2 separate regions of the Homo sapiens genome follow, and region 1 is linked to region 2. Evidence: read pairs that join two places in POLR2A ChIA-PET (ENCODE). Cell type or tissue: PC-3. All regions are shown on one strand. Links, peaks and the distances in the headings refer to the core of each region. The heading gives the core; the rest is flanking DNA. Region 1 holds the start of LINC02985 (long intergenic non-protein coding RNA 2985). Region 2 has its middle 17 kb from the start of IL31.

Region 1 (2,908 bases), core at 292-2,791, 94 kb after region 2:
ACAACCCTGGTAGGCATTATTATTGTCCTCATTATACAGATGAGGAAACAGGGACCCAGAGAGGTTAAGATACTTGCCTGAGGTCACACTGCTCAGGAGTGGTGGAGCTCCGCGTGTTGAGGACTACAGAAGAGGATGCCTCATTGGTCCAAAACAGGTCCATATGGAGGAGTGGGGGCTCACGTCGGGTAAGACCCAGTGAAAACTTGCCTAAACCATCAAGGGCATTTATTGGCTCACAAATTGAGACGTTCCGGGGGTTGTGCTGGCTTCAGGGCCGGCTGGGGCCAAGGCCCAAATGCTGCCCTTAGAAAGCACACACTCACCGTCTTTCAGCCCTTTCCTGTGATGGTTTCATTCTCAGGCTGATTCCTCCCCACGTGTAAGGAAAGATGGCCACAGCCACTCCATTTGAGCAACTCCAGATGCTCCAGCAGAATTCTTTCCCACCAGTTCCCACCCAGGGCTGACTCTCACTGGGCTGCTATGGGCCACGTGCTCATCCCTGAGCCAATTGTGGTAGCCAGGAGGCGGGACCATGGTGATTGGATAGGACTGGGTCATATCACCACCCTGGGCTAAGTGCCCGCCCCACTTAAGGACGGGGAGGGAGGGAGACCCCTATGGGAAGAAGAGGGAAACAGAACTGGATAGACAAGGTCAAAGGATGTCTATCTAATCTGAGACTCTGGAGGAAACATGCATTCTTCACCCAGAGGAGCGATAGAGGGAAGTTGGACTTGGCCTTTAGGGTCTGCAGTCCATCCTCGGCCCCACCACGGACCTCTGTGACACTTGTTGCCTTAGCATGGCCTGGAACTTGGACCTGAGCCTTTTCTGCCTACCTCCCCCAGCTGATCCCTTTCCCACCCCACCTCCCTGCCTACTGACCGCCTTCACATTGCCTGGGGCCACATGGGCCCTGTTGCCAACCGCTGGCCCCCCGCTTGGCCTATTGTTCCAGTTCCCTAGTTGCCCGGCTCCCACTTCCAGTCTGGTCTTTTCCAATCCATGCTATTCATTGGCAACACCATCCCTAGTCCAGCAGAGCCTTGGCTCAGAAGCCTCCAGCCCCTCCTTTGTGTCAAAAAGGAAAAACGAGCTGCTTAGCCCCAGGCCTGGTATTCCTCCAGTGTCCTAGGAGATTCCCTGACCCTTGCCATCAGAATGTCTGTATCCCCTAATTCCAAACTGTGGTCGGCATCGTAAAGCACTGCGGCTCACTTACCTGCCTGGGGGTTAAGGGTCAAGTTTGAGTCATCGCTGCCTAGGGCCCAGCACAGCTCAACCAATGCCGGCAAAGCCTACATTTCTAGCTCCTGGGCATGAGACTGCTCCTTGATGAAGGGAGGTGGGAGAGGAAGTTAGGCGGCTCCAGTGAGAGACACAGAGGAAGTTCCACAGAATGACTGTGAGACAGTGATCTAGGCGGGTGGAGACAAGGGAGGCAGGGGGAAAGGGCAGAAGCCTTAGAGAGAGGAGGGAGGGACCGATCCAGAGAGTGAGAGCTGGGAACAGACACGCAGGGAGGGCAGAAAGGAAGCGCGGGAACGTGTGCCAGCTCAGGCATTTTTTTTCCTTAAGCAAACAAGGCCTCTATGATTTGTGTTTTGTCAGGCTGAACTTTCCATATCAGGAGTTTATTTAGCTGAGCAGCCAATTCTGGTAAAAACACTGGAACATGTTAAAAAGGAACGGGTAGGAAGGAGAGTCAGACAGAACAAACAGGAGAGAGCATCTGCCTGCAGCCGGTCCACGCAGTGCAGCTTGGCCTAGACCCGCTGACACAACACCCCCACCCCTGCCAGCTCTCTTTAGGGGCTGACCCAAGGGCCAGGTGACGCTGGACAGAGGTGGGGAAGTCAGCGTGGGGGAAGGAGTCTGGGCTGAAAGGGTCACAGCCCTGGGAAAGGTCTGGTTCCAGCCCAACCATGTAAGTCACTAGAGGCTGTTAGGACAAGTCAAGCCGAGGTTGCAGTCCACCCATGCACTAACGCCCCTGAGTCCCTACCACAATCCAGAGTCCCCTCAGAGACAGGGAAGCTGAAAACATGTCCCTGCTGGAACCCAGGTCTCGGGGTAGGCGGATCAGGTGTGGCTTTTTTTTTTTTGAGACAGAATCTCACTCTGTTGCACCCAGGCTGGAGTGCAGTGGCGTGATCTCAGCTCACTGCAACCTCTGCCTCCCAGGTTCAAGCCATTCTCCTGCCTTGGCCTCCCAACTAGTTGGGATTAAAGGTGTGTGCCACCACACCTGGCTAATTTTTCTATTTTTAGTAGACACGGGGTTTCGCCATGTTGCCCAGGCTGGTCTCGAACTCCTGACCTCAGGTGATCGCCCTTCTCGGCCTCCCAAAGTGCTGGGATTACAAGCATGAGCCACCACGCCTGGCCTCAGGTGTGGCTTTCAACCTGGGGGCCTGACCCGGCATGAGAGCCCTGCAGGGGACTGTCCTGCTGTTTTCTCACCTGCACAAGGTGGCCAACAATACCTGCCCACAGAAAGGAGCAACTAGTGGCTTGCCTGGCATCCAGCTGGTGCTTAATAATGGCAGCTCTTATGACTATGGAAGGCAACAGCTCCTGTGTGCAAGGAACTTGTGTGTCTTGTAGAATCAGGGCCACACGGCCAAGCAAGAGAGGCCGGAGCAGCTGGAGAGGGACACCGTCACCATCGATCTGACCTTACTTAAAATGAGACAAAACCACAAGGTATTCATGATTTGAAATTTTTATTTTCTGAAATGAAACAATTGTACATTGTACAAACCATATCTACTGATGGAATAAATAAGTGAAAAATTATACTGCTGTACAACACACCAAAAAAAAAAAAAATTCTTGAAAGGGGAAAAAATTAGGTAACGGTGAAAAAAGGTCTTTATGCCTCTAACCAGGTTCTTGGCGA
Region 2 (2,908 bases), core at 198-2,697:
TGCCTCAGCCTCCCAAGTAGCTGGGACTACAGGCACCCGCCACAACGCCCGGCTAATTTTTTGTATTTTTAGTAGAGACGGGGTTCCACCGTGTTAACCAGGATGATCTTGATCTCCTGACCTTGTGATCCACCCGCCTCGGCCTCCCGAAGTGCTGGGATTACAGACGTGAGCCACCACAACCAGCCTACTTTTTTTTTTTTGAGATAGTCTCACTCCATTGCCCAGGCTGGAGTGCAGTGGCGCAATCTCAGCTCACTGCAACGTCCATTTCCTGGGTTCAAGTGATTCTCCTGTCTCAGCCTCTCGAGTAGCTGGGATTACAGGTGCCTGCCACCACGCTTGGCTAACTTTTGAATTTTTAGTAGAGATGGGGTTTCACTATGTTGGCCAGGCTGATCTCAAGCTCCTGACCTCAGGTGATCCACTCTCCCAAAGTGCTGAGATTACAGGCATGAGCTATCGTGCCTGGTCAATTTCTCTTTTTTTAATTTTAATTTTAATTTTTTTTGGGCGGGGGACAGGTCTCACTCTGTCACCCAGGATGGAGTGCAGTGGTGCAATCATGGTTCACTGAATCTTAGCCTTGACCTCCCAGGCTCAAGTGATCCTCCCATCACAGCCTTCCAAGTAGCTGGAACTACAGGCGTGTGCCACTACAATTTTTGTACTTTTTTGTAGCTAATTTTTGTACTTTTTTGTAGAGACAGGGTTTCGCCAAGTTGCCCAGGCTGGTCTCAAACTCCTGGGCTCAAGCAATCCACCTACCTCGGCCTCCCAAAGTGCTGGGATTACAGGCGTGAGCTACCACGCCTGGCCCTGGATATTTCATTTGTATAGGACCACACAACATGTGGCCTTCTGTGTCTGCCTCCTCTCACTCAGCATAATGGTTTTGAGGGTCTTCCACTTTGTAGTACATAACAGTATTTCATTCCTTTGTATGGTTGAATAATGTTCTTCAACACTGTTGTATAACTTTCAGTATGATACTGAGTGCACCTCCTTGGTTAAATTTATTCCTAAGTATTTTGTCTTCGTTGATGCTATTGAAAATGAAATTGTTTTCTTAATTTCATTTTTGGGCTATTTCTTGCCAGTGTACAGAAAGACAGCTGATTGGCCGGGCGCGGTGGCTCACACCTGTAGTCCCAGCACTTTGGGAGGCCAAGGCGGGTGGATTACCTGAGGTCGGGAGTTCAAGACCAGCCTCAACATGGAGAAACCCTGTCTCTACTAAAAATACAAAATTAGCCTGGCGTGGTGGTACATGCCTGTAGTCCCAGCTACTTGGGAGGCTGAGGCAGAAGAATTGCTTGAACCTGGGAGGCGGAGATTGCGGTGAGCCGAGAGTGCGCCATTGCACTCCAGCCTGGGCGACAAGAGCGAAACTCCGTCTCAAAAAAAAAAAAAAGAAAGACAGCTGATTGTTGTATACTGATCCCATGTCCTGCAACCTTGCTGATCCCATTCACTCGCTCTAAAGGGCTTGTGTGCATCCTTTAGGACTTTCTACGCATACCATCGTATCATCTGCAAATGGTTTTTCTTCCTTTCCAATCTGAAAGCCTTGTATTTCTTTTTCTTTCTTCTTCTTTTTTTTTTTTTTGAGACAGAGTTTAGCTCTTGTCACTCAGGCTGGAGTGTAATGGAGCGATCTCAGCTCACTGCAACCTCTGCCTCCCTGGTTCAAGCGATTCTCCTGCCTCAGCCTTCTGAGTAGCTGGGATTACAGATGCCCATCGCCACACTCAGTTACCTTTTTTTTTTTTTTTGTAGAGATAGGGTTTCACCATGTTGGCCAGACTGGTCTCGAACTCCCGACCTCAGGTGATCCACCGGCCTTAGTGTCCCAAAGTGTTGGGATTACAGGTGTGAGCCACTATGCCCGGCCTCTTTTTTGTGTTTTGTTTGTTTGTTTGTTTGTTTTTGAGATGGAGTTTCGCTCGTTGCCCAGGCTGGAGTGCAGTGGCGCGATCTTGACTCACTGTAATCTCTGCCTCTGGGTTCAATAGATTCTCCTGCCTCAGCCTCCCAAGTAGCTGGGACAACAGGCATGCACCACCACACCCAGCTAATTTTGTTTATTTTTTGTAGAGACGAGGTCTCACTATTGCCCAGTCTGGTCTAGAACTCCTGGGCTCAAATGATCTGCCCACCTCGGCCTCCCAAAGTGCTAGGATTATAGGCGTGAGCCACTGCGCCTGGCCAAGTCTTATATTTCTCTGTTTTGCCCAATTGCCCTAACCAGAACCTCCAGGACAATACTGATATTGACAATATTGACGGGGAAGGAGCAGATATCCACTTCTTGTTCCTGATCTTAGGGGCAAGCATCAGTCTCTCACATTAAACATGATGTTAGCTGTGGACTTTTTGTAGATGCTCTTCATCAGGCTGGGGAAGTTCTACTCCATCTACTCCTGGTTTGTTAAATGTTCTTATGTTGAAAGGTAAACCTGTTTTCTCATGTGTAAAATGAGGACAACAATCTCTATAGGGAGAGTTTTTTGAAGTTGAAAATGGGATAACATAAGGCCGGGTGCAGTGGCTCACGCCTGGGGCATATCTGATATAACCCTGTAAGCCTCAATTTCCTTATCTCTAACATGGGTATTATAAAGCATCTACCTCCTAGGGCTCACACTGGCAGGCAGCGGCAGATGTGATTTACATTGCGAGATTACCAAGTGCCTGGGACATAGAAGCTGTGTGCTATGATAGATGACAGATAAAATGAGATGTGGTCCTTGTCCTGAAAAAGGAGAGATAAAATGTGGTACTGACAGCTACACCGCACTTGATATCAGCAGCAGAAATGGAGCACTGGCGGTGGTTCCGGGGGCACAGCAGGGAGGGCTGGGCCAGGCCACAGCGGAGAGAGAGCGCTGGGCCTTCCAGGGAGGGG

The links. Peaks named below come from ENCODE experiments on the same cell type or tissue, not always from the same donor. Only the 100,000 strongest peaks of a DNase experiment are listed, where the experiment ranks them.
Region 1: POLR2A ChIA-PET joins it to region 2 with 20 read pairs; 6 of 35 experiments call an interaction of 5 or more read pairs at or near these places.

The regions. Positions count from the first base shown.
Region 1 is chr12:122,061,852-122,064,759 of GRCh38, reverse strand. It overlaps BCL7A (BAF chromatin remodeling complex subunit BCL7A), which reads right to left. Exons shown (of 6, transcript NM_001024808.3): 6 at 2,716-2,908. LINC02985 (long intergenic non-protein coding RNA 2985) reads right to left here and starts at 1,470. Exons shown (of 4, transcript NR_135044.1): 1 at 1,229-1,470; 2 at 78-210. RefSeq lists enhancers at 33-82, 223-452, 403-697 and silencers at 493-642, 1,563-1,857. In PC-3, for the core only: a CTCF peak has its summit at 626; DNase peaks (open chromatin) are centred at 549 and 1,409; H3K4me3 peaks cover 508 bases; H3K27ac peaks cover 1,623 bases.
Region 2 is chr12:122,155,747-122,158,654 of GRCh38, reverse strand. No RefSeq gene overlaps it. Among named protein-coding and RNA genes, the nearest start is that of IL31, 17 kb to the left of the region's middle. In PC-3, for the core only: no CTCF peak of the experiment used is centred there; no DNase peak of the experiment used is centred there.